Regions from separate parts of the Mus musculus genome. Here region 1 is linked to region 2. The links are chromatin loops, found by intact Hi-C in ENCODE. Cell type or tissue: heart. All regions are shown on one strand. Links, peaks and the distances in the headings refer to the core of each region. The heading gives the core; the rest is flanking DNA.

What was found. Hi-C counts contacts between places; a loop is a spot of excess contacts. Peaks named below come from ENCODE experiments on the same cell type or tissue, not always from the same donor. Only the 100,000 strongest peaks of a DNase experiment are listed, where the experiment ranks them.
Region 1: it touches region 2 in a loop (4-fold over the local background); 7 of 42 quality-filtered maps call a loop at or near these places.

The regions. Positions count from the first base shown.
Region 1 is chr8:14,985,835-15,001,656 of GRCm38, forward strand. Arhgef10 (Rho guanine nucleotide exchange factor (GEF) 10) reads left to right here. Exons shown (of 29, transcript NM_172751.3): 27 at 5,226-5,400; 28 at 11,708-11,830; 29 at 13,485-15,251. The coding sequence ends at 13,996. Gm35149 (a long non-coding RNA gene) reads right to left here and starts at 10,730. Exons shown (of 2, transcript XR_001778521.2): 1 at 10,044-10,730; 2 at 8,300-8,895. In heart, for the core only: CTCF peaks have their summits at 7,014 and 8,074; a DNase peak (open chromatin) is centred at 7,097; H3K27ac peaks cover 704 bases.
Region 2 is chr8:15,035,308-15,051,129 of GRCm38, forward strand. BB014433 (expressed sequence BB014433) reads right to left here and starts at 10,771. Exons shown (of 2, transcript NR_037972.1): 1 at 10,660-10,771; 2 at 6,139-7,786. It overlaps Gm35340 (a long non-coding RNA gene), which reads left to right and starts at 1,482. Exons shown (of 3, transcript XR_003947518.1): 1 at 1,482-1,657; 2 at 2,617-4,084; 3 at 4,195-5,389. In heart, for the core only: no CTCF peak of the experiment used is centred there; DNase peaks (open chromatin) are centred at 7,264 and 7,714.

The sequences.
Region 1 (15,822 bases), core at 6,008-8,507, 50 kb before region 2:
GTATGAGCGGCTTCTCTGTGTTCCCAAGGCCCAGCCTGCCAGCTAGCCACAGGAGAGGCAGGAGGAGACCTGTGCAAGCATCTCCTCCCGTAGTTTCCTGGTAACTTCGGTTACTCTTACATCCACCTGTGAGTCACTGCTGTTGTAAGAACCTCCCTTCAAGCACAGAGCGAGCCCTACCAAGTCACAGGTACCATGGCAACTTCCTGGGATTTTTGTTACAGCTCTTGCCGGCACCAGTGACATCATTCAAGTTCCTAGAAAGTCCCAAGAACCTACGTAGACATGCTCCACAGGGCAGATCTGACGACTAGCAGTCCTCACCTCGTTGGTTCTGTGTCTAAACTAGCCCAGCTGAGTGTCACAGGATGCTCATCTAAGTCAGGGGCTGCTTTGTTGGTGATGGGAAACGCCCACCACATCCAGCACAGCACACTGGAGCCCAGCGGAACCCCAGCTGCCCTGTTTCATCAGGATGAAATCTTGCTTAAAGAAATATCCAAGAGCCAGAGTAGTGATTTGTTAGTTTTATACTGAGACATAGTAACACTATCTTAAGATGTTTTTCCCCAAATGGCAACATTATATCCTCCTCCTCCTCTTCCTCCTCTTCCTCACCATCATCACTGTTATTCATATTACTATAGTAAACTAAAACCAAAAGTGCTAGGGGATGCTCTCTGCAGCCTTCCTCTGAAAGCAACCAAGATAAGGTAGCATTCCCTGCCTGCTTTATTATGCCACACGCTGTAGAGAGGCTCAGTGCTGGAGATTTCCAAGGCTCAGCGAGTAGAGCATTCAGATCCAAGTACCAGTCCCCTCTGTGCAATATTTTAGCCCCAAAATAACTAGACACATTTATAGAGAGAAGCAAAACCTGCTTTTCTGGGAAAACGAGATTCATGCTGTTCCTGTTTTGTGGGCAGCCACAGCTGAGATGTGGGTGCAGCCCGGGATCTCAACCCGTGTTCACCCAGCTGGGGCGGGGGTGCTGCTGCTGGGGGGAGCCAGCTGCCTTCCTGCACAGACTGTGAGCCTACGGCTAAGCCTGGGTCGTGCAGGGTGGGGAGCACTGGGAGCCATTAGGGAGGAGGCCCTGAGGGCGAGGCATCCTCACAGCTGCTGCAGGGCTGAACAGGAAGGCTCATAGGCCAGGGCATCCTGGGTCTGGGGTCTCTAACCTGGCAGCCTGGGTCAGAATGCCTCCCAAAGGACAGGTCTGCCTCCTGCCAAGCATGAGGGCGGTTCCTATGCTGACTGTCACGTAGGGAGGAACTCTATTCTCTACATGTTATTTCTGTGAGTGTGTGTGTGTGTGTGTGTGTGCACGTGCAGGTGCTCACAAAGGCCAAAAAGGGTGTTAGACCCTCTGCAGCTGAAGTTACGGGCCCCTGTGAGCAACCAAACTTGGGAGCTTAGGAGGCAAACTTTGGTTGTCTGCAAGAGTGGTATGTGATCTTAATCCTTGAGCGTCTCTCCAGCCCCTTGCCATCTTTTCTCTTTCCCAGCTGCGTGTTAGCTTTCCTTCTTACCTTTGAGTGTGTGTGTGTGTGTGTGTGTGTGTGTGTGTTTAAAAATCTAATCTCAAAAAACTAATACCAGTCTAAAGCAATCTAAGTTTATGAACAGGCTGGTGTTCTGGGGTTCCAGTAGATGCTAACTTCCCAGCTGTTTTCCTAGAGCCATGGGGCACAGTTATGGCATCATTACTGGAGAAGCTTAACTGAAGGCTGCTTTCCTTGCTCTTGAGTTTCCACCATTTATGGTGCTTTTTACTAGACTCAGGTGGATAGAAGAAAAGGGATAAAGGGACAGACAGGATGAACAGCCAGGACAAGAATACAGCAACCCCGAAGTAGTCTTCAGCCACGGTCATCCTGTGACAGTTAACAGAGCAGCACCGGCCAGGGCTCCACCCATCCATCCCCGCATCCCTGTGACCTCTGAGGCATGCTCAGAAACTGTTTCGCAGGGAGGGAAGGAACAGGCCCTGGGCCTGTGTCCCTGCTTTCAAACAGGACACCAGACTTAGGGGATCCATGCCCAGGATCACAGAGCTGAACCAATGCTGCCCTGGTCCTTCATCCAGCACCAGTACATACTGCTGTGTACCTGCCAAGTACCATGTACCGTAGAGCAGACCCTGGCATTGTGCCCAGCCACGGGACAGTGTCGGGTGCTGTGGAGCTCTGGTGACTCCATTCTGCCCAGCCCTCAGCAGGCATGGTAAAGCCATGCCCAGGTCAGAACTGGCCTTGTAATGTCCAATCACTGTATCTGCCCTGAGTCTGTGTATATGGTTATGGTTGCAAAAAGCAAACCATAGGGCCTTGTCACCACTTCCATAAAGATAAGCAGAGTTCACAAGGAAGGCATGGGAAGGGATACAGAGAGTGTCATAGTGATGTGACTCCAGGAGGAACTGTAGTCCTCAGGTTGAAGTGTGGACCAAGTGATGACCAAGTGAGAGGGCAGAGCGGGTCTGACAGGGCCAGGAGGACCCCACAGTAGCAGGAACCTAGATCTCTCAGCCCAGTGTATGGGATCCAGGGCAAGAGGTCTGGGCTTCCTCCCAGCTTCCTGGTCTGCAGGCAGAGATGGGAACAGCCAAGTCTGCTGGAGCTAGCGCCTTGGTCCTTAAGGCCCTGATGCAGACGTCACATCGCCCACTTTCCATGTGATATTGAGCATCCAGAGACCCTAGATACCGACCAGGTGTTATGAAATGTGCTTTCTTGGAAGATGACCCTGCCACTCCATCAAGTGCTTGAGAAGGTTGCTGGGGACTGGAGACCCTGGAGCTGCAGCTGGCCACATGTGCTTCCGGGGAAGGCTGGGTAGGTGTGTGACATGGAGAGGAAGGAGGGACCCGCTGTTTGATCCTCCGGTTTCTTGCTCTGCTTTCTCAAGCCTCCCTGAAAGTCCTGTGACTCAGCTTCCGCAGGTTCCCTGGGGCAGTCACTGTTCCACCCTGAACTCAAATGACGGGCAGCCCTGATCAAGATTTGTGCCCCCAAATGCGCAGAGGACCATCTATCCCTGCAGACAGTTCTGCACCCTCCGAGAGCACAGGACAACGGGTGGGAAGGGAAGGCTCCTTCAGTTCAGCACTTACAGAAACCCGGTAATGCAAGGCAAACTGTCCTGCCTTGACCTCCACAGAGTAACTGCAATGAGGAAGTGATGCTAATTTCCAGAGCTGGGCAGGTATGAGCTTAGCTGTGTCATGAGAACAGTACACAGAGCAGTCTGACCCTCCGCTGACCCCACGTCCCTTGCTTGGACCAGGCATGAGATTCAGAGCCACCTCTTTCTCCAGTCCCTGGCACTGGATCACAGCCCCCCCCCTGCACCCCCACCAAGGCACCCCAGCTGCCTCAGGGGCAGGGTCCTGGGCAGGGGACGTGCATTCCTTGTGTCTGGATTACAAGCTCTACGTGGAAGGTCCCTGCTTCTTTGTGACCTGAGTTCAATCGCAGTGATCTACCCAATGTGCTAAGGCCAGAGTTACGCAGGAAGCAGAGGTGTCTGTCGATCCAGACTTCCTCCTCCAGTGATGCCTGACTGTGCAGGGTGTGTGTGGGTGGACGGGTGTGCATCTCAGAACCCTGAAGACCATGCCAGCACCGAGACTAGTGGGCAGCAGCCTTCTTCAGCATCCCAGGAAGTGTCCCTGTACCCAGCCTGAGCTCCAGAGTGAAGCAGACAGCCCCTGTGGGGGTGGCAGTGCCGGCCACAGAGTCCATTCTCCGTGCGAAGGCATCTAGGAAGACTGTCCCCAGGGCCGTCCAGTGAACATCAGACAGACCGTGCACAACATGAACCCACAGAGAGGAGTCTGGGGGCCAGGCCAGTGCTAGCGTCTCAGGGCACATAGAGGAAGCTGTGTGTTGGCATGGCAACAGCGTAAGTGAACACACAAAGAGGACTCAGGGGCCCGCCTCCTCCTCTGCCCACACAGAGTTGACTGTTATTACCTGAGATGCTGGGGTTGGGCTGAGTGGGTGTTGTCGGGTTGGACGGAGGAGAATTTGCTAAGCTATAGTCTTGAATACAGAATCCCTAAGGAATCTGGGACAACACTGGCAGATTAAAAAAATCAAACAAAACATCAACAACAACAAGAAAACCTAAAATTCAGCAAGGTCGGAGGTTACAAGATCAATATCCAAAAATCAATCTAGTTTGTGTGTGCCAGCATCAAGCAGCCTGAAAAACAGGCCGAGGAGACAAGGTTGGGAGACATCCCCATACAGCTCCTAACCTGGGTTCTGCCACCACAGACAAGCAAAGCCACTCCTACCCTGGAATCTTCCATTGAAATGAGATACAGTTAATGCAGGCTGTAGCTTAGCTCAGCCCAGCTCTTCTGGGAGCATCTGTGTGGGTGTGGGTTACTGCAACCTTGGCAAGCCTGTTGCCTCTGCGATTGATGGGTCATGTGCTGCGCACCCTTGTTCTCTTAGGACACAGAGCTATGTCTGTCCCCGTCTCTCCCCTCACCCCCACCCCTGAGCATTTTAAGTTGTTGAGATTTAGAGAGGCAAGATTGATGCTGACTGTGAATTACTTGACTTTCTGTGGTGCTGTTACGCCGCACCTTGGCTTGGCTTTGGCCTCTACACCCCCTCTGGTCTCAAGATGACCGTATAGCTGAGGTGTGCCAGCAAGGCCTTGTGCGGTAACGATGCCGTGAGGGTGCCCATTGGGGAATGAGTGCCCTGTGGGCAGGGCTGCTTGCTTCAGGCAGGGCTCAAGGGAAGCAACCCTAGGACTGTTACGTCTGAGGGAGAGCGGCAGGCTTTATCTGGATTGGAGAGAAGGACCTCCTCCCAGGTACCCACGGCTGTGCTGCTCAGTGGGCTGGGTCTCCTTAGGGATCTAAGCCAGCAGCCATTCGCCCTGTAGCCCCTTTCATGTTGTGTTGAGTTTGTTCTCTCAGCTTGTGAAGGTACCATGATAAAAGGCAAGTAGCGTTGGGTTCTGTGAGTGACTTGCCTGCTCGGGGAAGCCTCAAGAGCGTTGTGCCCACGGGTGCTATTCTGTGGCTGTGAACGGAGGCCACTGCTCTGACAGTCACGGGTTTGATCTCTACCCAGACCCCATGATCCCCAGGAGTGACTCAGCCTAGCCCCGCCGTGTGGCATCTTTGCCCTCAGCACTGTTGTAGACTCTGGCTGTACCCCTCGATACCCTGTGTGACCTCATTTCCTCCATTCCCCCAGAATCAGCTGGAGGCCCACCAAGATGAAGGGATGGTCATCTCCCACATGGCTGTGGCTGGCGTTGGCATCTGGATTGCCTTCACCTCGGGGTCCACCCTCCGCCTCTTCCACACAGAGACCTTGAAGCACCTGCAGGATGTCAACATTGATGCCCCTGTGCATAGCATGCTGCCAGGTACTGCCCCCAGGAAGGCAGGGTTCTAATGTCCTTGTCCCTCATACAGCCTGCAACCGGGTCCCTCAGAAGGAAGGGGAAAGGGCAGCAGATGTTCAAGGGACATCAGCTGCTAAGGCACACATAGCCAATGTGGACCATAGCCCCTGGGTGTTCACATGTGCCCTGTGTGTATAGGCGCACAGCTACTGTGTGTAGTACTTGGCATGGCTTCATGTGTGAGCATGTATATGAACATGTAGCCTGTAAAGACAGGTATACATCCTGTCTACAAATATAATGAAGACTGCATTAATGGCCACAGTGGACCACATAGTGGCACCAGAGGCAAGACCGGGAAAAATAAATCGTCCTAAATATATCCATGGCCAATAGGAATCACTGAAAACTTTGAACAGGGAGAGGAGAGAGGCCATGCCAGGGTGGATTTGGGGAGGATGGTCTTGTAGGGAGAGGCTCAAGTGCATCTTGCTGGCCCTTTGTCCACAGGGTTCTGCCTAACAGGCTGCAGGGGGAGCGTGGGAGAAAGATGGGAACAGTGAGCACAGTAATGGGCGGAGTTAGAAAGTAAGTGATGGGCGTGGGGGCGTGGCCACTTGTCAACTCATGTGTTGGATAGCGTTTGCTAAGCCATTCCAGGCGCCTTGGAAAAGCATAACAACAACTCAGGGGTCATGATGCCGACATGAGGAGTGATGGGGAGGCAGAGAGGCAAGACAGGTGCCAACTGATAAGATCTGCTGAGACCTGAGGACACAAGGCATCTAGGGCTGCTGACCAGCATTTCCCTGTGGGATTGGCCGCTGACCGTTTTTTTTTTTTTTTTTTAGATAATTGTAGGCTATTTTATTTCGTTAGGAATATGGAGGGTTTTTTTTTTAAATACATGTTATTTTTAGAAAACAAAAGTGATTCAGCATCAAGGCTGCCCCCCGCCCCCAGCATGCTTCTGTGGATCATCTGGACAGGTGTTTGCTGTTGGCATCTGTCCTCGCCCTTAGACAGAAACCGTGTCAGAGTCACCAGCCGCCAGCACATGCTTGCATCCGGCCAGAGAATGCCCTGCACTCTCTATTGACATGGGAAGGGACAGGAGTTAGATTGTTCTGGGGCCCAGATCCTGACTCTGGTGCCCTGTGGCCTCCAGGGAAGCAGCTGTGGTTGCCATGGTTCCTGGAATCCTGAGAACCAACCACAGGAATGTGTGGGGTCACACAGTGCCTCCATCTGAGGGCAGGGGAAGGGGTGGGTGGGTGAGGGTGGGGGCTGCCTTGTGTTCATCTGCCTGCAGTTTCTGTCAGAGACTGGGAGAAGGAGGCATTGGCCAGTGAGTGAAGTGTGTGTGTGTGTGTGTGTGTGTGTGTGTGTGTGTGTGTGAGTGTGTGTGTGTTTATGAAAATAATCCTCGTACATGATACAGTGCAATGGAACAGCAAGACCATCAGGTGAACAGTGAGGCAGCTGTGAGGCTCTCCATCTTGCCGACCCTCTGTTAACTGGTGTTTCCCATGACCTCGGTGTGTACCTAATTTAAAAAAAATGACCTGTGGGCTGCTCTCCTCTGTCCGGCTTCCGAGCAGATCCACTGGCAATCCTTGCTACTGACTCAGGCCAGCAGGGTGCGTACGAACGTGCGAGGGCACACTTGCCCACTTCCTCTCCCCTGCCTGGTACTGACCCGGTGTGGGTACAGGCTCCTCCCTCCCAGGCAGGCAGCCAGTGCTGACTGGGAAACACTGACTAACCGGCCGGCTCGGGTGTGCAGTGTTCTGTCTGTAGCTGAGGTGCACTGCAGGGCACTCTTGTGTTTCTTTCCGCTCGCCTGTAGCCATGGCTGCCCCTCCTCAGCCTCCTGCTCTGCTTCCAGTTGGCCAAGCATTGACTGTTCCCAACCTTCCCTACAAAGCCTGGCCCTCCTTGGCACCACCAGATTCATGGGACTGTTTTCCATTTTCCAGAGGCCCACCCACCTCACCGATCAAAGGGCATGCCAGAGTCTCTTGAAAGTGTTATGGTTTGAATATAGCACTGCCCCTTGACAGCCTGTGGGTTTAAGGTTAGGGACAGTTGGACCATGAGGGCTCTGGCCTAATCCAACGGTGGCTTCATACTTCAATGGTGTTGAGAGGTAGAGGAAACTAGGAAATGGGGTGTAGTTAGAGGAGGCGTGTTGCTGGAGGAATGCCTTGGACACATGCCCCCCACCCCACTCCTCCACACAGCTCCTAACCTTTCTCAGCTATCATGAGATGAACAGCTTTCCTCCACACACCCTTCTGTCATATGCTGGCTTGCCAGCAGCATAGAAGCCATGGAACTACTGAAAGCATGGGCCGGAGTCATTTGTCCTTTTAAGTTGCTAATGTCAGGTATTTGGTCACAGCCGTGGACGATGGACTGATAGAAGTCATGTTGGACACAGCAGGGGTGGGGGAGACCCTCTGTCACAGATTTTGATCTGCTTCTGTGTAGCTCGTTGTGCTTCTTATTCGTGTGTGGGTGGGACAGACAGGTGTGTCAGACCAGAATGGACTGGGAAGCCTGGGGCTGAAGGGAAGACATTCTGCAGTGTCTTGTGCCAGCTATTAAGTGGCTTCCACTCCACCTTTGGGAGGCCTTATCAGGCTCTCAGCCTCCAGTGTTCTTCCAGTGGTCTTGTGGAGCTATCCCCAGCCTGGCCACTAGGGAAGACTAACCCAGTCGAACTCTGCCTGAACGAGAACCCCCGTTCTGTCTCCCATGTCCAACAGTAGTTCCTAGCATCCCAGAACATGCCTGGTGGGCTGTCTGATCTCTGGCACACACACACACACACACACACACACACACACACACACACACACACACACACACAAACGCTGTGGTTTAGATAGAATAAAGACAGTGTTTCAGAGCAGTGTTCACCGCAGCCTGAGTGTTTGAGCCACTAATGTACTACTGCGCGCAGAAAGTGCCCACGCAGGCGTGTGTGGAAACAGCACAGGCAAGCGTCTTTTCATGTCATTGTAAAAACCCAACTGGGTCCTGCTGATGGAGACACACTGAGCCAAAAAGAACAAAATTTCGAGAAAAAAAAAAGATGCTGTAACCATCAGAACTTAATCAGAGCACTCTCCTCTAAGACCACCCTGTGGACCACATGAATTGGGGTCTCAGAAGGTCGCCTTCCCCTTCCTCGTAGAATTCAGTTCTGAGGCCGTTCGGCACAGGCTCCTAACGTAAACCACCACACTGTGCACTCTCGGCCCAGCAGTAGACCTTAGCCAGGGGCAGGCGTGGGACTCAGCGAGCAAAGAAACAGAAGGTGTGGCTGCAGTGTGGGAAGGCCCCAGGCAGCCCCGGGGTTGCTGCACAGGTGTTTCCTGTCCTGTCCTCTGAACTCAGAGCAAGCAGAGAGGGGTGACAGAGGTGCTGGGCCACACTCAACCTCCTGTGTCCCCGTGGAGCGGATACAGCGTCCAGAAGTGATGCAGTCAAGTCAAAGGGCCAAGTTTCCTATTAAAAAAAAAAAATGAGTGTGAGTCTTCTAAGTGCCACGGCCCTAGTCATCAGGGGGCTGTGAGTTATCTTGTGCTCATGGCTATGTGTGGATGGGGGACTGTGAGTTAGCTTGTGCTCATGGCTATGTGTGGATGGGGGCTGTGAGTTAGCTTGTGCTCATGGCTATGTGTGGATGGGGGCTGTGAGTTAGTTTGTGCTCATGGCTATGTGTGGATGGGGGCTGTGAGTTAGCTTGTGCTCATGGCTATGTGTGGATGGGGACTGGATGGGGGCTGTGAGTTAGCTTGTGCTCGTGGCTATGTGTGGATGGGGGCTGTGAGTTAGCTTGTGCTCATGGCTATGTGTGGATGGGGGCTGTGAGTTAGCTTGTGCTCATGGCTATGTGTGGATGGGGGCTGTGAGTTAGCTTGTGCTCGTGGCTATGTGTGAATGGGGACTGGATGGGGGCTGTGAGTTAGCTTGTGCTCGTGGCTGTGTGTGAATGGGGAACTGGATGCAGGCACACACACAGCTGGCACTTGGGCAGCATCTCTCTGGGCAGCTGGGGGGTGACCCGGGCAGCCAATGGCCAGTTCCTGGAACAAGTTTGTATTTAGTCCCTAAATAAAAAATAGGAAATAGCAGCATCTGGGGCTCACTTGCTTTCTTCCTATTATTAAGGCCCTTTTTTTCTTAACGACATGGGGCAGTGTTTGGGGATCGTGTGTGAGGCCCTGTTACATCGCCCCTAGGCACCCTTTATCTCTGCATCCATGCAGGGTTTCTGTCTCCCAGCTTCCTGCCCTTCCCCTCTAGGTCTCATCCCACTGTAAGACACTACCATGTTAGTCTCTTCATTCTCCTGGGGAAACACACTTCCGACAGAAGGGGCAGCTTTGAAAAGGCAATGGAACACTTCCCAGATTCCTACTATACTTAAGATAATGTAGGTGTAAAAGTGAAATTTCTCTGAAAAAAATACACACACACACACACACACTGTTTACATGTGGGAGAATCGAAGAGAGAATGAAGGATACAAGATATATTTCTGGATGAACAGAAATATCTAGCGACTCTTTCATCCTTCGTGCTTTGATGATAAGTCATTTTTAGAAGCTACCAAATGAGATGACATTACACACATGAGAAGCCCGGTTTACCTGTTAATTGTCTTTGAAGTGAGATTGTTCACAGCAAAAGTATTTCACAGGCATCTCTAAAAGCCCAGATGAACACTCTAAAAGCCATGAATTCAAAAATTCTTCCTTGTAGAAAAAGTAAAGGAAAGTATGTCTCCCAACGCAAAACCTTTTAGGAGTCAGAAGAGCGCAACCGTGGCAGGCTGTGATTTGTGGAGCTTTGCGTGCAGTTGATTGGCAGCCTGGGTCCGTGGGCGTGGCTGGTCCTCAGGCCCCTGCGCAGAGCACAGCTGAGACCTTGGGGTGAGGATGTATCTATCCTCCGAGGTTCCTAAATCTGTCTTAAAAAGGAAGTGCCCACAGACTCACTGGAACTTTCCATCCTCCCATCTGTTTTCCTGGCTCAAGGCAGGGCGACAGGTGGAGGAAGTGGCTCCAGTATGTTGGGGTCGACTCACACAGCAGTCAGCAGTAATGGCGCGGAGCGGCTCTGGAACTTCTCAACAGCTCTTGAAAGGCAAATCAGCTGCTCACAGAGTTCCAGGCCACTGTGGGATCAACTGCGGTGCATCCGTAAGGTGCACGCCATTACAGATAAGACAGACATCTAGAATCGCAGGGATTAAATACCGCGAGCTTCTGGAAACTTGTACAGATCACTGTTACGAAGTTTTTTTGTTGTTTGGGTTTTTGTTTGTTTTTAAAAAGCCTTTTCTTTTTAAAACATCTGTTTTGAAGTCTAAGCATTTCATAAAAGTGGCCTCTGAAGACACGAAGTCCACTTGGGCCCCAGTGTTTGCCTGTCCTTAGCGTGAACTTTGTGTCAGAGGCAGATATAGCAAAAATAACCTTTGTTCTACAGAAAACGAGTCAAAGGGCGCTCCCTGAGCAAACTCCGTGCCTCCCTCTGTGCTGGTTGGCTTTGGGCCCAACCCCAGGACCAGTCTTAAGACTCTTTGAACCCAGTGTCACTTTCCATGGCCGCAGAGTGCCCTTGCAGGCTTCCTGATACTCTGGAGCTGGAGAGACTGAAGATAACCCCCCCCCCCGCACCCCCCCCCCCACACACACACACACATTCACCAGGCAGTGACACCCACTCCTCCCAAGGCCCCCTGCTGGCCTGCTGGCCTGGTTACAGAGCAGGCTGCCAGAACAGCCCAGGCGTCCCAGAGACTACTAGCAACGTGATTTCGGGCATACTTGAAGTGAAAGTCTGGAAGCCCCGCAGACAGTGCCTCTTGATTGCACTGTGCTGCCTCTGTGTGTGTGTGTGTGTGTGTGTGTGTGCTGTAAGAGACATGTGTGTGCACACGAGAGGGGGGGGGGTGGGGAAGGAGGCCCTTGCAACTGTGTGGAAGCAGATGATTTCGATAGCTCTGGGTTGGTTCACCTCGAGCAAGGCTGGTCTGAAAACAGACTGGAGACCTGCCTGTGTGATGGCTGCTATCCAGTTGAGGTGCACTGACAGAACCCCCCAAGGACCTTGTCTTTCTCTTCTGGTTGAGGAAGGCTCAGCACAGGTGTGAGCATCCTAACAGCTTACCCTGCCACAAGGCTTAGGAGACTAGAGAGACTGGCCTTGATGTTGGGAACATTCCCCAGCCTCACGCCCACCCCCTGCTTCCCACCCAGCACTGCCGCCTGAGCGGGCATCAGACACTTTCTTTCTCTCTCTGACCCAGGGCACCAGCGTCTATCTGTGACCAGCCTGCTCGTCTGCCACGGCTTGCTCATGGTCGGTACCAGCCTGGGTGTCGTGGTGGCCCTGCCAGTCCCTCGGCTTCAGGGTATCCCCAAAGTGACAGGTAAGTGGACCCAGCGGTGTGCCTGCCTCTCCTCAGAGCAGCTAGGAGGAGAGGCAGCTGCTGTCCTGTCATCTTTAGAGAACTGTAGGGTACTTAGCAGAGACATAACTTGCTCATTTGCATGTTCTCTTTATACTTCTGCTTTTCTTGTCATTGTTGGTAGTCCCCAGAGAACTGATCCTGAACACTCTCCTACCCATCAGTTCCCTTCAGAGCACAGGGGTTTGCTCAGTGGAAATGGAGCCCTTCTTCTTGGGTGTAGAGAAGGAGGCTGGGTACACAACCCCTCCCCTGAGTTTTGCTTCTGGCAATCCCAGTTCACACTGGACGGCAGGTTTGGAAAGCAGCCCAACTTCATGGGTCTTGGGGTTTCTACTCCAGGATGCTATTCAGGCAAGCCCCCCCCCCCCCGGCCAGGAACAAAGCATGATGGGAAGACTTCAGTAGCATGGAAGAGATAGCCTGCATGATCAAATGAGAGGTGGGGAAATGTTTAGGAAGTGGTTGCCTTAGTTGAAGAGACCATGGTTGAGAGCTGTTACAGCCCCGCCCCCATCCCTTCCTCCCTCACCCCATCTTTCATCTTCAATGCTAAGGGTTAAATCCGGGGCCTCACATGACAGGCATTCACACCTGGCACCCAGCTACCTGCCCCAACACACGCTCACTCCTTGTAAAAGTTTCCGTTTTGTTAGGAGGTAAAGTTTCAATCGTGGAGTGTATGCTAACCAACAGAGAAACTGGGGCATCCTTTGTATGTTTGAGGCCCCAGTCAGCCTTCTCAATTCACTTCTCCCTCTGTCGCCACTGATCCTTTCTTCAGTTGTATTCTCCAAGTTGAACCTCACATTACTCTGCACCCCCAAAACATGGCGGAGATCAGTGACATAGGGAGGCGGCTCTCCTGCCAGTGGCCAGGAGGAGCCCACCAGGTGTCTCCGACAGCTGGGTCACACCACAGGGAGACTGAAGTCCTGATTTTTCACACTCTGGAAACTTTTGCAATAGAAATTGCCAGGAGCTTCTGATAGTGTAGACATTGAGTTCCTAACACTGGACCACTTCAGTGTTTGGCTTCTTAAGACGTAGGGAAATAAGATGCATTTGCACAGAGCAAGTGAGGAAGCGTTTGATGCCCAAAGCTAAAAACTTCTTATGATGTTATTTCAGGGGTGTGAGTATAAGAAAATGTAATCTAAATTTTGGAAAATCACTTTTATGTATGTTTGTATTCTGTCTGTCTGTCTGTCTGTCTGTCTGTCTCTCTCTCTCTCTCTCTCTGTGTGTGTGTGTTTATGTATGACATATGAGTGCAGTGCACATGGATGAGAGCCTAAGATTCCCTGGGTTTGTAGTTTCAGGCAGGTGCGAGCTGCCCGGTATGGGTGTCAGGACCCCACACCTCGCTCCCTCCCCCCCCCCTTGTCTTCTTTGAGAACACTAAGCTTTCTTACCCATGGAGCCATCAGTTTAAGGCTTTGGGTAACTACGTCCACCACAGTGACGTGATCTAGGGCGTTTCTGCTTTAATCACCCTGTGTTAGTGCCGCCTGCCAAGCTTCTGTCTAGGTAGGAGCTATGGGGTTAGATCTGGCACTTTGATACCCTATGCTGCATGCCTGTTATTAAAGATCTTTGTTGAATTGTCCCCCAGGGCGAGGCATGGTCTCCTACCATGCGCATAACGGGCCCGTTAAGTTCATCGTCTCAGCCACGGCGTTTCAAAACAAGGACAGAGCCAGGGACAGCCCACGTTCCGGTTCTGAGCTTCAGGATGAAGACCCCAAGGACTTGCTCTGCAGCGAGGAAGGTCCTTCCTGCCCGGGCCAGCCTGACACCTACACATCCGTTTGGTTGGGAGACTCCCTAGGATTGCCAACTCAAAAGAATGATCTGTCTTCGTCCTCGGGGTCACTGAACCTGTCCCATGGCTCCAGTTCCCTAGAGCACAGATCTGTGGACAGCAGTCTGTGTGACCTGCTGAGGGACCCCAGTGCCTCCCCAAGGAGCAGACCACAGGGCTCTAGGCGAGCAAGAGCCAGTTCAGCGCTGGTGGTATGTGGGGGCCAGGGCCACCGGCGGGTGCACAGGAAGGCCAGGCAGCCTTCTCAGGAGGACCTGGTTTCTTCAGTGATGGTGTGGCAGATCCCCCTGCTGGGCATGTAGGTCAGGAGGCTGCTGCCTGGCATAAGGTGGCAATCAAGGACAACTCTCAGCCGGATGCAGGGCCAGCTGACAGAGGCTGCATCCACACCACCGGGACCAACTGGAAGCAGAGTTTGGAAAAGAAATATTCTGTGGTCACTCTGCTCTCCTGCCTTCCTCCCATCGCACAACGGAGCCCAGCTGTGCCAGGGAAGCAGGGGAGCGCCCTGGCTGTGGGGTCACTGGACCACAGTCCAGGATAATGCTACAGTCTGCCCCATCATTCACCTGATACATAAAGTGAGCTGGCTGTGTGGGCTCCAGTCCCATCTCAGAGAGCTGACAGGGAAACAACATAGCACCTAGTAGCATAGGAGGTCATTAACAACCCTTAAAATCATTCTACTTGACTCAGACTCACTACTGTTATTTATATTCTCTATATTTTTTTAATCCCAGAATACAGATTGTAACAATTTAGAAAGCCAGGTAACACACCCCAGTCCAGTCAGCTTGCCCTTTTTGGAAGGAGTGACCAAGGCTTTCCAAAGTAGACTGTTGTGTGTACTGTGCCCTTTAACAAATAGTGTTTTTATATTGCATTTTTTTTCTATTAAAAATCAACAGTTAACATTTTAGTCAATGTACTCTCTGTAGCATTTCACACATAATCTTTACTTGAAGCCAAAATGTTCAGTACCTGTCAACATTGAACTCCAGCTTCCACGCCAAATCATACTTGCCTTCTCATACTAAGTGACATTAATGTCTGCGTGGGGCATGTGCCGGCCCAGTCATGCAGGGATGGTGCTAGATGTGTCTCTGGTCTTCTGTGCACCTGCTGTCAGAGAGCCATCCACACAGTTGGACACTCCTTCTGAGTGGTCCATGATGCTGATCAGTCAGCCGCTGCCCGCCCCTGCACCTGCCTGCCATCCCTGTACCACCCTCCCCCCCCTTCCCAAAGAACACACAGGGTCACGTGGGACACTTGAACGTCAAGGGGCATGAGTAACCCATAGACTCTGTTTGCTCCAGCTGTATTACACATCAGTGTTTCACTTACTGGATGGATTAAAAAAAAGTTGTTTTTTTTAAATTTAATGCAGATATTATTCACCAGGAACAACTTCTCAGCACTTTACAAAGGACTAAAATGCTAACTTTTAACTTAGCCAAATATTTTTCTAAATTGCACATATACCCAAGCTTTTTCAAACTGTTAGCTGCTATCTTATTTGATAAAATAAAAGACTTTCTATTTTAGAATACAGTATTTCAAGTTGCTTTTTTTCCCCCTGTAAAATACGAAAGGAAGGAAGCAGCCCTCTTCTCTGAGTCCCCGAATTGAAGTGGCCAGCTGCAGAGACTCTTTGCTAAGTGTAAAAGACGACTCACATGGACTCACATGCGGGCTCAGACCCTCCAAGGCCTCCCACCCTTGCCAGTTCTCACGAAGTATCACCTCACAAGGTCATATAATAATAATTTGCATATAATTTGCATGTCTTACTGATATTTTTTCAAGACCAAGGTGGCCTCCTCGAGGACAGATAGAAGAGATGCCAAGTTCCTGGTCCTGGAAGGCCGGTGCCACAGGCGTTTCCACACTGCAGATACAAGCTGTGCACAGAACAAGCTCCACCACAGCAGTGGCCTGTGAGAAGCAGGCTGGGTGATGAGCATCCAGCAAGAGCCGAGGTGGGAGCTCAAAGGATGGGAAACCCTGCTAGCGTGGCCTGAGTCTGGTGAGTCCTGGATTTGAGAGACACAGGTGTGTCAGCACCCACTGAACAAAGCAACCCACTAGAGCCAACACACTTAATGAGCAGCTGGCTCCCAGACCC
Region 2 (15,822 bases), core at 6,566-9,065:
TCAGAAAATGAGGTTCCAGGTATGTGAGGCACATGAGCCTTGACTTCAGTTCGTTGTTCCAGCTCCAGTCCTTACCGTTTACATCAGGATGGTTGAAACACAATGGGTCGCTCTTAACTCCCTGTATCTGTTTCAAGCTTCTTACATTTAAAATGACATCTGGGTGCTTAGGTAATGGCTGGATGCTCACCTTGCTAACACAGGCCAAGATGATGGTTCCATCAGCAGATTGCACTTAAGAGAACACACACACACACACACACAGAGGGAGGGGGCATCTAGCTGAAGGCTATTCCTGCCTACTCTCCCCACATCCCACTCAGCTCCTGGCCCTGCGTATTTGAGTTGAGGTGGTGCCAAATTCAGTGAGAGGATTTATGTTTCTAGAGAGGCTGAGGAAATCCCATGCCAAGGGTGTCTCCGAACTGAGGCCAGTCCCTGGAAGCCACGTGAAGGAGAGAATCAACCCAATGGTGCTGCCCTCTGGCTACTAACGTGACCATCACTACACAAGGGGGATACAAATAGTAGTCAATAACAGATATTAACAAGACAGGCTCTTAAAAGAGTGGAAGGTGATCATCCTTTTAGTAAGTTTACTCTTTTTGTGTGTTGAGCTGCATTCATAGCTATTCTGGGGCACCTTGACTGCAAGTTGGGCATCCCCGAGTATAACTGTTTGCCCATGAATTCCATGTTAACCTTGGTTGTGCGGCCTGACAGGGTTGTTCTATTTTTCTTTTGTGGCATAATGATTATCTAAAATATGGAGCAGCAAGTCTGTAAACTTGAACAACCAGAAAAAAACCCCACTGCTTCTTTCAAAGGACTTCCTGGGATCTATGAGGTCAAGAACTGAATAGCCACCCCTCTGCCACGCGGAACATTTATATTGAAAATGCTCCTTGGCCTTTGAGCCTTCTGTCAGCACACCCCAACCCCACCCGCTTGAGACAAGGTTTCTCTGTAGTATCCCAGGCTGCCCTGGAACTTGTTCTGTAAACCAGGCTAGCCTTGAACTTGGAGATCCGCTGGCTTCTGCTTCTACCTCCCAAGTGCTGGGGTCAAAGGCGAGCGCCACCACACCCAGCTTTCCAGTCAGCTTCTTCAGTGTGATACAGACTCTAGGCCTTGAGAGTCTGTGTTTTACACTCGACTCTCTATCAGTTCTCTACCAGTGCTCTGGAGTCCAGCGTCCGGATCTACTTTGTGGGTGGTAGCGAAAAAAAGCCAGGTGTGTGCAGAATAATACAGGCCTCAACATCCTGGAGTGTCCACCGCAACCCCCGGTGGCAGCTGACTCAGGACCTTAACCCCAGCGGCTGGTCCTAGACCTGTGACCTGAAAGCTCACTTTGTGGACATCTGCTTCCTCCTTGTACTTTTCCTGCTGCCCCACCCCCACGCCTACCACCCCACCCCAACCCCATGCCACGCCCACGCCACCTCCCCACCCCCCACCACTCCCACACCCGCCTCGCTCCCAGTCCCCATTCCTTCCAGTGTTTAGCATGACATCACTGAACCTCAGGCACGCTCCGTACACAGGCCACTTTCTTTGGTAGGTCTTGCCTGTCACAGTTTACCCTCTGTCCAACTGAGAACAGAGAACCAGCAGAGAAGTGCCCATTGTCCCGAGCCAGAGCTGCGGGGAGGAGGTTAGTGAAGGCTGCCGGGTGGACAAATGCTCTTTCTCCGGCTGGCCCTCCAATTGGATTTCCCCTGTCCTGGTTCCCCCCCTGCTCTGGCCGGATGTCGCTGGGGGCAGATGAACAGTTTTAGTGGCTTCTGTTGTTCCAGAAAGCCCTCATGGAGAAAGTGAGTGATCTGTCATGAACAAACGGGTCAGGGGCTCTTGAAGTTGTTGGGAGGCCCGTTCAGGAGAAGGCCAGGCTGAGCGCTATCGATAGACAGATCCTTGGTCTTTCACAGATCTTATCCTGAGAACCAGGCATCTCTTGCCTGATCCTCTGTGCTCTTTGTCTTTTATCTCTGGAGATTTCTTGGTGTCTTTAAACTCTCTCCTAGTCCCTCTCTCTAAGTCAGTCAGTCAGCCAGTCAGTCAGTCAGTCAGTCAGTCAGTCTGTCTGTCTGTCTCTCTTTGTGTCTCTCTGCCTCTGTCTCTCTGTGTGTCTGTGTGTCTGTGTGTCTGTCTGTCTGTCTGTCTGTCTCTCTCTCTCTCTCTCTCTCTTTCTCTCCATCACTGATAATTTCCTCAGTCCAATTCGAATGCTTTTCCACCAGAGGTCTGGGTTCTGAGATGAGTGGAAAACGGCAAATTGTGATTTACATCAGCCACCAAATATGGGAGAGGAGGAGACCCAAGTGTGTGAATGCAGGCAGGAGAGCAGCCCTGGCTATCGGGATGTGTCTTCCCAGAGCCCCACCCAGCCGGAGACACCCACAGCTGGGTCCATCTGCTTCATTCAGATGCAGTAGACTGCAGAAACCTCAGAGGCTCATGACGCTGAGTCCTTGGCCCTAGCTTCCAGCTTCCACCTTCCAACTTTCCAAGCTAGGGGCCATCAGAGTGAACTTTAGGCTTTCCACAAGCGTGTGTGGTTCTCCAGTTTTGGGTGCCAGGGCCCTCTGCTCTTAGCAGTTTTTTTTCTCCCAGCCTGCAGACTTCCAGTGTGAGATGCTTGGCTCTCCAGCCTTGGGAGCTTCCTGGTGCTCTTCGTTCTTCCAGCTGCAGTTCTTCCTCCTGGACCTCTGCACACTCACCTTGTGCTGTAGACTCCACAGACACTGCTCTTGGCACTTTCTGGAAGCCTTCGGCTGCCTCCTGAAGGACGAGTGAACTGAGGGCGTAGAGCCTCAGGGCTTTCTTTCTCCAGTTGTCTTGTAGCTGCTATTCCTGGGTGCCCGGAACTGGGAGCTCACTCTAAAGAAACAAGTGGACCACCAAGAAGAGGCCTTTACTGACCCTACACAGGGATAGGATTATATAGGAGAAGCCCCCTAGATTAATCTGTCTACACTGAGAAGTAGTCTGCTCGTCCGAAACAGGACGGGGTGGGGGGGGCGGCTATAATGTGGTCAGCAGTGGACTTGAATGTGCATAGCTCCCATTCACACTTCTCTTAAGACTCATTTAAGAGCCAGCTGGCAGGGCACGCCTTTAATCCCAAAACTTGGGAGGCAGAAGTGGAGCTCTGCAAGTTCAGGGCCAGCCTGGCCTACAGAGTTAGTTCCAGGACAGCGAGAGCTGTTATACAAACCCTTTTGCAAACAAACAAACAAAATAAAAAAACACAGAGAGACAGAAAGACAGACAGACAAAGACTCATTTAAGGACCAATCACAAGCCTGGCACTTCACCAGTCAGGCACTTCAGGTGGTTCTTTGTCAAGCTGCTCCTGTGAGCCGGGTCATCTGAGGTTCTACTGAGGCTTGCCTGGCCTGGACCGGAGTTTCCCAAGGTGCCTGGGGTGGTGGTGACTGAGGTAAGAGTTGTGTCTTGAGAAGCTGCTGTGACCATTCAAGGACATCCCCTAAGGCTCCCCTGAGGTCCTAGAGGTATGGAGGAATTGTTTGCATATCTTGAACAGCCACGGAGAAGAGGTCAGGGGGCTGCACTCTACATGGCTCTCAGGAGCCCTGGGTTGTGGGCCCCACAATCCCCAAACCTGTTATAAGCCCTACTTCTGAAATCTACCATCTCTTTGAAGGTCAGAGCCATGGCTGCAGATATGGCTCCTCCCTACCTCCTCTGGAGGCCTGGCTGACTCCGATCCTCCCTGCCATTCTGGTAGTAACAGTACAGTACAGCTTCACGAAGCCTTTCTCCGTGATGCTGCCCATCAGTCCCAGTGGTACCCACTGATGGTCCTGATGCTGTGCCTGGCCCTGATGCTGTGCCTGGCCCTGATGCTGTGCCTGGCTCTGATGCTGTGCCTGGCCCTGATGCTGTGCTTTGTCCTGATGCTGTGCCTGACCCACTGTGACCACCTGCTGGACCCTTTGCTCAGAGTCTCTAACTGCTCCTCTGGTTTTCATCTCCGTTGCTCATATCCCACCCCACAGTGTCCTGTCCTCTGCTGCCAGAAAGCTGACATGGGAGGAGACCAGGCCAAGAGAACCAGGTAAGATCACCGTTGGGTACCAAGATTTACCGTGTGCTTTTCCTTTTAGATTTAAGCTCTTTAGGTGTGGAACCCTCTCACTCCGATTCTTTCTTTACGTTTCATTTGAGGCACCGGACAAGGCTCTGTCTTCTTCCTTAGGATACCGCCACACTCCTACGAATGAGGACATCCTGTCCCCACAGATATGACCTGTTCCCCCTGCACCACTACCCCCCACAACCTGTATCTAAGGATCTCCTTCACTTTCGCCTTCACGACCCAGTCAAGGTGTCAAGTAGTTCATAGGATCTCGCTCTCAGTAGAGCTCAACGTTTGAAGCGTTTGTTAGAGAACGGATCAATGCTGAGCCGACCACTGACCCTTTACCACCACGGATTCACTTGGCTTTCAAAATCCAAGGCTGCAGGCTGGAGTCAGCTCTTCAGACTTGACTTACCCACCAGGGACAAAGCTCTCAATATTCCATATCCAAGCTGTGGTAGCTCCATAGCAGGTGGCGGCCCTTGGGGATCTCCTTTGTGTTACAGCCTCACCTGAGAATGGGGTGGGTACCACAGCACCCGTGGTTTACACCGGAGATGGATGAAGAAGGTCCTACAGGGAACTCTGAGTGGTAAAGTCCACGGACGGTTGTGGCAGAGAAGGAGCTATTTCGAGGTTCGTTCTACACGATGCTGCTCAGGGAAATGAGAGTAGCCATGGCCCTGCAGGGTACTCGGTGTTGGGGTCTCCTGACACTGACTTTGGTTGCATATTCTTGGGAAGAGGAGGCTAATGAGCCCTAACAGAAGACAAAGACACCACACACCCTCAACAGCATGCACAGAGTTGTCTTGTTGCTTAAATATTAGAATAGGGAGTGCCGATACCACCCCGCACTGCCACAAAGCTGTGGGTGCAACCCCCAGGGTCTACTCTACTCCATCGGTCCGAGAGTGTTTGGTGAAAATGTGGGCTGTGATAAGTGGATATTAACCCAGAAACTTAGACTACCCAAGATACAATTTGCAAAACACATGAAACTCAAGGAGAAGGAAGACCAAAGTGTGTATACTTCGTTCCTTCTTAGAATGGGGAACAAAATACCCATGAAAGGAGTTACAAAGACAAAGTTCGGAGCTAAGACAGAAGAAAGGACCATCCAGAGACTGCCTCACTCGGGGATCCATCCCGTATACAACCACCAAACCCAGACACTAATGCATATGCCAGCAAGATTTTGCTGACAGGACCCTGATATAGCTATCTCTTGTGAGGCTATGCCAGTGCCTGGCAAATACATAAGTGGATGCTCACAGTCATTTTTTTGTTGCTGTTGTTTTTATTTTGTTTTTGTTTGTTTGTTTGTTTGTTTTGAGACAGAGTTTCTCTGCATAGCTCTGGCTGTCCTGGAACTCACTCTGTAGACTAGGCTGGCCTCGAACTCAAAAATCCTCCTGCCTCTTCCTCCCAAGTGCTGAGATTAAAGGCATGTGCCACCACCGCCCGGCTGATCACAGTCATCTATTGGATGGAACACAGGGCCCCTAAAGAAAGAGCTAGAGAAAATACCCAAGGAGCTAAAGGGGTCGGCAACCCTATAGGAGTATCAACAATATGAACTAACCAGTACCTCCCAGAACTGTGTCTCTAGTTGCATGTAGCAGAGGATGGTCTAGTCAGCCATCAATGGGAGGAGAGGCCCTTGGACTTGTGAAGATCAGATGCCCCAGTACAGAGGAATGCCAGGGCCAGGAAGCGGGAGTGGGTGGGTTGGGAAGCAGGGTGGGGGGAGGGTATAGGGGACTTTCGGGATAGCATTTGAAATGTAAATGAAGAAAATATCTAATAATAATAATAATAATAATAATAATAATAATAATAATAATAATAATGATGATAGATAATGTGGGCTGGCGCTTAGAGAGCAATCCCCACCCCAGTGCCTATCTCTCCACTGCCCTCATTCCCACCCTCCCAGGTGGAGTTAGGTGTGTTCAGCATGGCACACCCAGGCGCCCACCCAACTGAGCAAACCTCAGGCGAGGGAAGCATACCCGGACCCACTGGCAGGCTATTTAAAATGCAATTTATTTCACCTGCTAAGTGTGTTTTGCCACACAGTGTTTCTATGCCCATTGCTGGTAACTTGTCCCAGACACCTCCCCAGGTTGCCATAACGGAGCATCATGCACAGGTTGTTGTAGTGCCAATAATGGGTGGTACAGCCCTCATTCCACTCTACCCTGCACTACCCTGAACATCTATCTACCCTCAGCAGTCTAAGGCCCTCTCCAGGTACCAGCATCTAGATTATGGTTTCTTCCCCAGGCTTCGGGGATGCACACACCCGGGTTGGGACCTCTGCACACAGCTTTGGAGGTGTACACACCCGGGTTGGGGCCTCTGCACACAGCTTTGGAGGTGTACACACCGGGGTTGGGGCCTCTGCACACAGCTTTGGAGGTGTACACACCCAGGTTGGGGGCTCTGCACACAGCTTTGGAGGTGTACACACCGGGGTTGGGGCCTCTGCACACAGCTTTGGAGGTGTACACACCCGGGTTGGGGCCTCTGCACACAGCTTTGGAGGTGTACACACCCGGGTTGGGGCCTCTGCACACAGCTTTGGAGGTGTACACACCCGGGTTGGGGCCTCTGCACACAGCTTTGGGGGTGTACACACCCGGGTTGGGGCCTCTGCACACAGCTTTGGAGGTGTACACACCCAGGTTGGGGGCTCTGCACACAGCTTTGGAGGTGTACACACCGGGGTTGGGGCCTCTGCACACAGCTTTGGAGGTGTACACACCCGGGTTGGGGCCTCTACACACAGCTTTGGAGGTGTACACACCCGGGTTGGGGCCTCTGCACACAGCTTTGGGGGTGCAGACACCTGGGTAGGGGCCTCTGCACTCAGTTTTGGGGGTACAGACACCTCAGTTAGGGCCTCTGCCTTGGGCTTTGGGGGTGCAGACACCTCAGTTAGGGCCTCTGCCCCGGGTTTTGGGGTTGCAGACACCTCAGTTAGGGCCTCTGCCCCGGGCTTTGGGGTGCAGACACATGGGTTAGGGCCTCTGTACCCGACTTTGGGGCCACAGACACAAAGGTTAGGGCCTCTGCACCAGACACAAAGGTTAGGACCTCTGCCCCGGACTTTGGGGGTGCAGATACCAGGGTTAGGGCATCTGCCCCGGGCTTTGGGGGTACAGACACCAGGGTTAGGGCCTCTGAAGCAGGCTTTTGGGGTGCAGACACCTGGGCATCTGCAGCAGGCTTTTGGGGCACAAACACCTGGGATAGGACCGCTGCACCAGGCTTTGGGGACACAGATAACTTGTTTAGGGCCTCTGAATCCAGTTCTTGGGGCACAGACTCCTGCGTTAGGGCATTTGCCTCGGGGCACAGACACCTGGGAGTCTGTGTTGAAGCTTTGGGGGCGCAGAGATACAGTCGGCATGCTTTTGTAGTTTCCCATGGTGTGAGTATGGTTTTGTTTTCTCCAGTTTGGGTCCTAGTTAGAACGGCTCTGCAAGTTCTGTGGATTCTTACTGTAAAGCAGGCAGGTGGCACCAAATGATCACAAATGGCTTTGCTGGGTCTGCAGTGATGCAACAGGCCGTGGATTTCCCACAGTTGTAAGAGATCTCAGTCCTAAGCCTGTGTGGTGCTTCTTTAAGTACAACACTGCCACCTCCTGGTGATACAGCACACTGCATCCTTTAGGGCAAACAAAGAGACAAGTACAAGTGTATTAAACAATGACGTTACTAAGAATAAATGAAAATAATAATGCCACATTTCCCATTCTTTTGACTGCGTGTACATGCGTGCTTCCGTGAGTGTGTATGTGCTTGTAATCCTGTGTGCCACGGTGTGCATGTGAATTTGATGGAGGTATCCTCCAGTTTTGCTCTTTGCTTTCCTCCTTGCTTGAGACAGAACCTCTTTTTTTTTCTTTTTTTGCTGTTGTCTATCACTCTGTATACAGCTGTAAGCTTCCACAAAGTCTCCTGTTTCTGCTCCCACCTCCTGCTTATGCAAGCTGAGTGGATTTGGACTCAGACCCTCAAACTTATGTGGCAAGTGAATGAGCCCTCTCCGCAGCCTTTCAGAATATTTTAGGTACATTTACTATTACGTAAGTATGTATGCAGAGTAAATGCTGGCCAATTAAATCATGAAGTGTATTTTTTCAACACAGTGCAGGTCATGGCAATGACGTGCACTCGGATGACACGTGTTTCTGTCCGTGATAATTCCATGATGTCCCCAGTGTGTGCCTGCTTCTGTGTAAGTCCCATGTTCTATGTTGATGGGCTGAGTCTGTGCAGCAAGGGCCCTATCGGTCTTGTAATCAACAGGGCTTTACACACTTTGGGAAATCCCAGCTATCATGCCAGAATTATTCACGACTAGTTAATTCATGGATTTGTGTCTAAGCATGCACCATGTAAAAGTTGGAAGACTGGGAAAGTCGGTGCTTGGGGGCTACATCTTCCTTCAGTTACTCAGTTCCACGCAAGCCTCTGGTTCAGGATCAGTCTCCTGGGTCAGGTCCTGTCCCCACCACACCATGGACCCAATTACTTTGTCCTACATGGTATGACTGACTCAGGGCAGTGGGCATTGTGGACATAGTGTGACTTCTGTGCTGTGAACACTTTCATGCCTCAGGACCCCAGGAATCCTGTTGAGTGTGTGATCCTGGAGGCCATACCCAATGTGGGACCCCTGTAATGGTTCCCACTCACAACTCCTTCCATACCAGATGTGGGACCCCTGCGATGGTTCCCACTCACAACTCCTTCCATACCAGATGTGGGACCCCTGTGATGGTTCCCACTCACAACTCCTTCCATACCAGATGTAGGACCCCTGCGATGGTTCCCACTCACAACTCCTTCCATACCCGATGTGGGACCCCTGCGATGGTTCCCACTCACAATTCCTTCCATACCAGATGTGGGACCCCTGCGATGGTTCCCACTCACAACTCCTTCCATACCAGATGTGGGACCCCTGCGATGGTTCCCATTCACAGCTCCCTTCTCTCCCAGTTCCCCGTGTGTGCTTACAGATGAGTTTTCAAATATAAGAATATCTTATGCAAAGGCATCATTTGACATCTATCACATCTACTAAGCATAAAACTGTAAGTTATTGTAACCAAATGGAGTCACTCATCTATTTAATAACTGTTTATTAATAGATATAACAAGGAGGTTATATATAATATATGATATATGAGATAATATAACATATAACATAGAATATATAATATAATTGATATAATATATAACATAGTATAACATATAATATATAATATATCTTTGATACTCGACTGGTGATCAGATCACAGGAAACCTCAAGTGGCAGAGGCAAGCGGTGAAGCAGGCACCATCACAGGCAAGTTCCTATATTAACTCAGCCTTCAGAAGGTTTATGTCACATGCCCAGCATGCTACCTGGCTCCTATGTGCCCTATCTATAAACCAGAGCATGCCCAGAAATACATCTACATCTTTCTTTCTGAATGATAACCTTAAATTGAGCATGCGCAGGAGTTCAACTCAGCATTAACTAAGCACGTTCAGGATGGGGCCCCCTCTCCACTGCATAGGTGTTGTTGGCTTGCCGAACAGCTCCAGGCACTTCCCCAGAGGAAGGCATTGGATGCTTTGGAAATGGTTGCCTGCCCTTCCCTTCCTGCTGCAGGTAATATATCTTTCTACTTCATTTCATGCTGGCATTTGCTTTGACTTTGTATTCACCAAGATGTAGAACCATTGCATTGGCTACAGAACCAGAATTTTGTCCAGAAAACCCTTTCAGGATGTTTATCCCCAAATGGCCCACTCAGCCTTGGGTGGCATTTCCCTTGATAGTCTGTGACCAAGGAAGATGGTTTCAAGATGCTAGACATAATTCATTTTGTTTATAGAAATTATCCCTTGCCCACAATCATGACTTTCTGGGGTATACCTGTTCCCACAATAGCCCATTCAGCTCTCAATATCAATGTCCTGAAGACTGTCTGTCTGTCTGAATGTCTCTGATTATTATTTAGGTCAAGAGCATCAAGTATGTTATCCTTGCCACTGGTGTATCTGTGCACCCTTTCCTTACGAGGACTCTGTCTGCAAACAGCAACCCATCCTGTCCTACACAGTACAGGGCCTAGGTGCATAAGAATACAGGAAAAGCCAAGGGAGTTGTTCACACCTTGGTCCAGTGAAGAGACATGTCTGTGGGTATCCTGGAGGCTAAACTTGGTAGACTTGGGTTTCCAGGAGCTGCAGGTGAGGGTGCTGCTGGTTCTGTGTGGGTCAGTTTCCACATCTGCAGTAATGGGAAGTTCTTTACCATCTTTAGAATCACTTTGTCTTTCTGGGTTTATACGAGACCCATGGCAGAGAGATGAGTAGATTTTACGAGCATGTCACATGAGCGGTGACATGATAAAAATGTATTCGTATTTAAGTAGCGCTAACAGGTATGGGTCAACTACTTCAGCACAGAATTCTGCTTCTGGGAAAGTCTAGAGACAGTGGGTTTCTTTGGTTGTTTCTTACCAGCAGGCTTGAGCTCACCCTCAATTTGTAGTTCATGGTGTTCTTAGCATGGCTCCGCAGAGGGCTGTGCCAACAGATCTTGGCTCCGTAGAGGGGTGCGTCAACAGGGCACGGGAATGTTGGGTTCAACAAAGAAGTCATCGCCCAGAACCTTCCTTCTATTAGAACCTGGAATTTATGTTTGTTCCCAGGGTCAGCACTGCATTCTTTCCCCATGGTTTCCAAGGCTTCGGAAGCCTTTGTTCCCACGTCTAGGTTCACGTAGAGCAAGGCTGTTCCATCTCGAAAGCCCCGTTGGCTTCTCACTGTCTCTCAGTGTCCTTGGGTGGACCTCCACAGCTCACGTGACTCCACACCCCACAGCTTCCTGACTCTGAAGTCCTGTCATGGGACAAACTCACATCAGATGCAGGGTGCTGAATGGGTTTTAAAGTGTGTATGGAGTCCTCCCTCTCCCGCAGATATCAGAGTGGTCATAGTACAAGTCTGGGCTCTTATCATCATAAAGGATACTTTATATGACAGGGCTAGGGACATCTCAGATTGAAGCGACTTTGGGACCCATTTGGGAGTGACAATCCAGGCCTGGGTGTTTGTAGATCATCTCTTACTGTAACAGGCCCCCAGAGCTTAGTACATCCTAAGACCTTAGGACATCTGATGTCATGTTAGAGACATTATCGTGACCTTAAAACTGGGTATGTAGGCCCCAATGCCTGCCAGAATGGGTACTAAGACCAAATCCACCAAAAACCTATGCCAGCCCATAGTACAGGACCTGGGAAAGTTCCTAAATATACCAACCTTGCTTTTTGGCATCTGTTGTTGTCTTCTTGCTAACCAAAGCTTGACAACCAGGATGTAATTTTTGTGCACGCTGACAAAGAACTGTAGGGCTCAGGGCTCCACGGTTTAGGTCTACTGGCCAGTGAAGAATTTCTATTGGCTTGAAGGGACCCTGTGTTCTTTGGAGGAGTTACCTCCTAATACTTAGCCTACACTCCCTATACCACCCTACATTCTTTGTGCCAGAAGAAAACAAGCTACTCATAATTAAAACCTCCTCTGCAGCTGGGATTAGCAAGTAGACAAACTAGGCAGCTCTCAACAGGAAAAATAAAAGGTTTCTAAGGTTTTTCTTGGTCTTGTTTGTACAGTCCTCTAAAAATCATAGAAACAGTGCTGCCTATCATGCCCCAGGATGTGTCAGACACAATTACTGTGACTTGCCAGCCCCGGGGTCAGGAGTAATGGAACTTTATTCCACATTAAAAAGGATTATGGGTAACAACACTCAAGTTCCAGACTTTTCTTTTTTTCTTTCTTTTGCACACTATTGTTGAGCTCTTCTTGAAAAGAGCTCACAGCCAGGAGAGTGCCCAGGGAAGAAAAGATTTCTGGTGGCTGGTGTGCCCTCTTGTGAACAAAGGTGATACTGCAGTAGTGGCCATTAAGAGGGAAGAGGGAGAGAAGGGCTCTTTGGGCTGTGCTAGGATCATTCATGATTTTTTGAAAATAATTTGCTCAATTGCTCGAAGTTAGTGAGTATGTCAGATCCTTGCTGGTGAGTGAAAACACTTGACAAAGCCCTAAGGGAGGGAGGGCTTGCTTGGGAGGATACACAGCTACAATTCGAGAGGATACATAGTTCTTAGTGGAGGGGAGGTTTGCATCAGCAGTAAGAAAACAGAGGGAGATGGCCGCTGTTGACCAGCCTGCTTTCTCCTCTTTATGCAGTCTGGAACCCCAGTCCATGGAATAGCACTCCCATATTTGTAGTGGGACACCCTACCTCAACTGAACCTTCCTGAAACACACACACAGAGACCTATCCAGAGGCATGCTTCTTAGTTGGCTCTCTACCAATCAATCTGACACGGTGAGCCACGGGTGTAAGGTTAGACACACATTCTTGGGTGTTTCTGCTGTGTAGGTCAACTGGTTGTGGTCAGGGTGGCAGATGTCTGGATCTCTGGGCATGCACTGGTTATTAACAGTCGATCTTTTTAGTCTCAGAGCGGCTCTGTTGTAGATGACCAACCCCCTAATTATGACTGATTCGGGGGCATGCGGGAGAGGAAGACCTGAGAAATCACTCATCTTTCCACTTCATACTCACCCGTTCTTTGGTGAGAAAGTTGTACCTGCATGTCATCCAGGGTCACCGATCTGGGAGGTGAGTGTCTGGCCACAATGCATCATGGGATGTCAACCCCATCCCTAACACACATACACTTTCTTGGCAGTATTGTTGTCTGTCTGTCTCACTTCCCCGTAGCCGGTGGGCTCCAGGTGTAGCAACAAATCAGCAGGCATTCATACAGGAGCTGCAGGGTCCCTGCACATCAATAACAGTTGCTCTGCACTAAGATAGGGAACAGGACTCCTTGAGCCCATATCTGAGAATGAGCCTGTCCCAGAGAAAGAACCCCTCAGGTATTAACTGGCTTCATTAGATGCCGAGTTAAGGGGGTGGCATATATTAATCTTCAGAGTGGCTTAACCCTAAGACAGGAATCTCCCGTCACGCTGACTTTCCTATTGGCTGGGAAGCCATGGTTCTTAGTTGTGACCAGAGAATATGGAGCAGTTGAGGCTGCGAAGGATCTGAGCTTCAGGCTTCTGTGCACCAGCAGCACCTTCCCAGGAAGCCAAGGGAAGCAGGCAAGGGCATTCTGGCTTTGTGAACCCGGAGTTTAGTGTTAGGCGGGGACTTCGAAGTGATTACAGCTGGTTATTTAGTTGTTCTTTAGAGATGTGGCCCATGGGGTTCAGGCTGGTCTTGAACTCTGTATGAACCTGAGGATGGTCTTGAACTCTTGATCCTCTTGCCTCCATTTTACAAGGGCTGAGAGGATGGCCCTGCCCCACCACTCCAGGCTCCAGATGCTCTTTATGTGGCTATTGGTGATTTACAATGTTTAAAAGACTGTCAACTTCCTATCCCTGTTGTTAACTGTATCTTGTCGAAGCTATATGGGCCCCTGAAAGATGCTCAGTCCACTGGGCTTACATGTGTGTACTGCTCACACTGGCTCAGACTGGCTCACACAGGCTCACACTGGCTCACACTGGCTCAGACTGGCTCACACAGGCTCACACTGGCTCACACTTGCTCAGACTGGCTCACACTGGCTCACACTGGCTCAGACTTGCTCATTCACCTTAGCCTCCTGAGCTAGAGTTCTGTCCCAACTCCACACTTGACCATGGCCTGGCTTTGTGCACCTCTTCCCTCTCTCCCAGGAGGCTCCATCACAAAGGTCTAGAAAACAGAAGTAATAGATTATCATTTAGATCCTTGCTCTGCATTAACAGCATTCCCTGGCTTTTTTACAAACCTCTCTGGACCATGGTGTCCACTCTCGCAGGTGAGGTGAAGGTAAGGGGCTACCCTTGGATCTCTGTAGTATGAGTTCTGCTCACTGCTGTGGTTCAGCTTGGGTTGGTCCTCAGCCTATCAGCTCTCTTTTAGCCCAGTGGGCACACTGTTTGCGTCCAGCCTGGCCAGGATAGGCAGGGCCAGCAGAATGGACTCTTGTGCCTAATGCCACTTTTACTTTATTGCAGCCACTGTTCTTGTAAACACGTGGCATGGCACATTGCTGCTAATCTTTGAGCCTCTGAGCATTTTCAGAATGGAATCCTTGTTGGCACAGCTTGTCCGAGCCTTTGCTACTGTTTCCTGGAGCCTGTCGTGGGCCAGGCAGCTGGCCACACAGTCCTGTGCAGCAAGCTTAGGCTCAGAGCATGACCATTCAGGACTGAGCCCTGAGCCTCTTGGGGATTAACCTAGGAGTGTCTAATCTGATTCCCACGGTGCCAATGAGGAAATCAAGGCCCAGGGCAGCTGAAGGGATTCTCAATAGGCATACAGCTCCAAGAATAGATCAGCAAACAGAACCAGCCCGAGCCTGTGCTCTTAATTCCAGCTTGGGGCTCTCCATCTAAACCTAGCTCCCTTCTGCCTTAGCATGTCTCACTGAATCCATTTTAGGAATGGACCCCCTGTGGGGCTAGGTATGGCTCAGTCAATAATGTACTCGCCACATAAGCATGAGGTCCCCCAGTTTGGCTCCTAGCACCTACATACAAGTCGGATGCTGTGGCACACTTCTGTGAGCCTAGTGTTAGGGCACGGAGACAGGCAGATCCCTGGAGTTCATTGGTTAGCCTGTGTGGCTGAATAAATGGACTCCAGGTTCAGTGAGAGACCCTGACTCAAAACACACACACACATATACACACACACACAACCCTACAAGGCGAAGAATGATTGACAAAGGTACTGAGGACCCCACCCCCATTTTCCAAGTGCACACAAACACACATGCACGCACACTTGCATGTAATAGCATGAGCATGTACATATGCCCTTGTCTGCAAGAAATAAATGCGAACGCCAGAGCCAGATGTTTCTAAAGGCTGTTGCCTGCCCATAGAACCCACACAGTAAAAGCCAAGCCTTTACATTTAATAGAAGATATACCTATTGACCCTGTACAGTGTGCCTGACATTGATGGATCTGTCAGAGCATGTCTGGCATGCGGGGTGTATATGCCAGGGTGATCTCCAGGCAATCCTGGCCACCTGGTGTAGACAGGTCGTCAGAGTGTGTGCTATCCTGGTGCTGAATTGCGGCTACTCTCCCATGTTAAAACGCTGCTGGGATATTTTGCTGCATCTCTGAGAGCTAGCTTGATGTATGAGTGTAAAGGTGTCCAGACAACTACACACACACTAAGCCGCCTGTGTTCCTCTCCATCACGCACTAGGCCTCATGTCCACTGTGGCTTCCTGTCTGCTAAGAACACTCTCCCCCTTGGCCTGCTGAAGACAGACCTTTGGAATCCTAGGGAAAGCTTTCTGCTGCTGCTTTGAGTACCGGGCTTCCTGCCGCTGTGGCCCGGGCACGTAGCTTGGGTTGAATACGCTGGAGCTGGTGCCAGAGGATTGCACACATGATACAAGGTACGCTGCTGAGATCCGTTGATGGGTTTCCTAGGATATGTTTTGATCTACAAAATATGGAAAACCTTTGGGCTCCGTGACAGAGACACTGAGTAATGCTGAACACCAAGTGCACAGGCGGGGAGAGTGACCTCAGGCTGTAGAAACCAAGCTTGTCTTAAAATGAAGACCGACCTACTAGGAAAAGCTGGGTGTGGTCTGAGCCATAC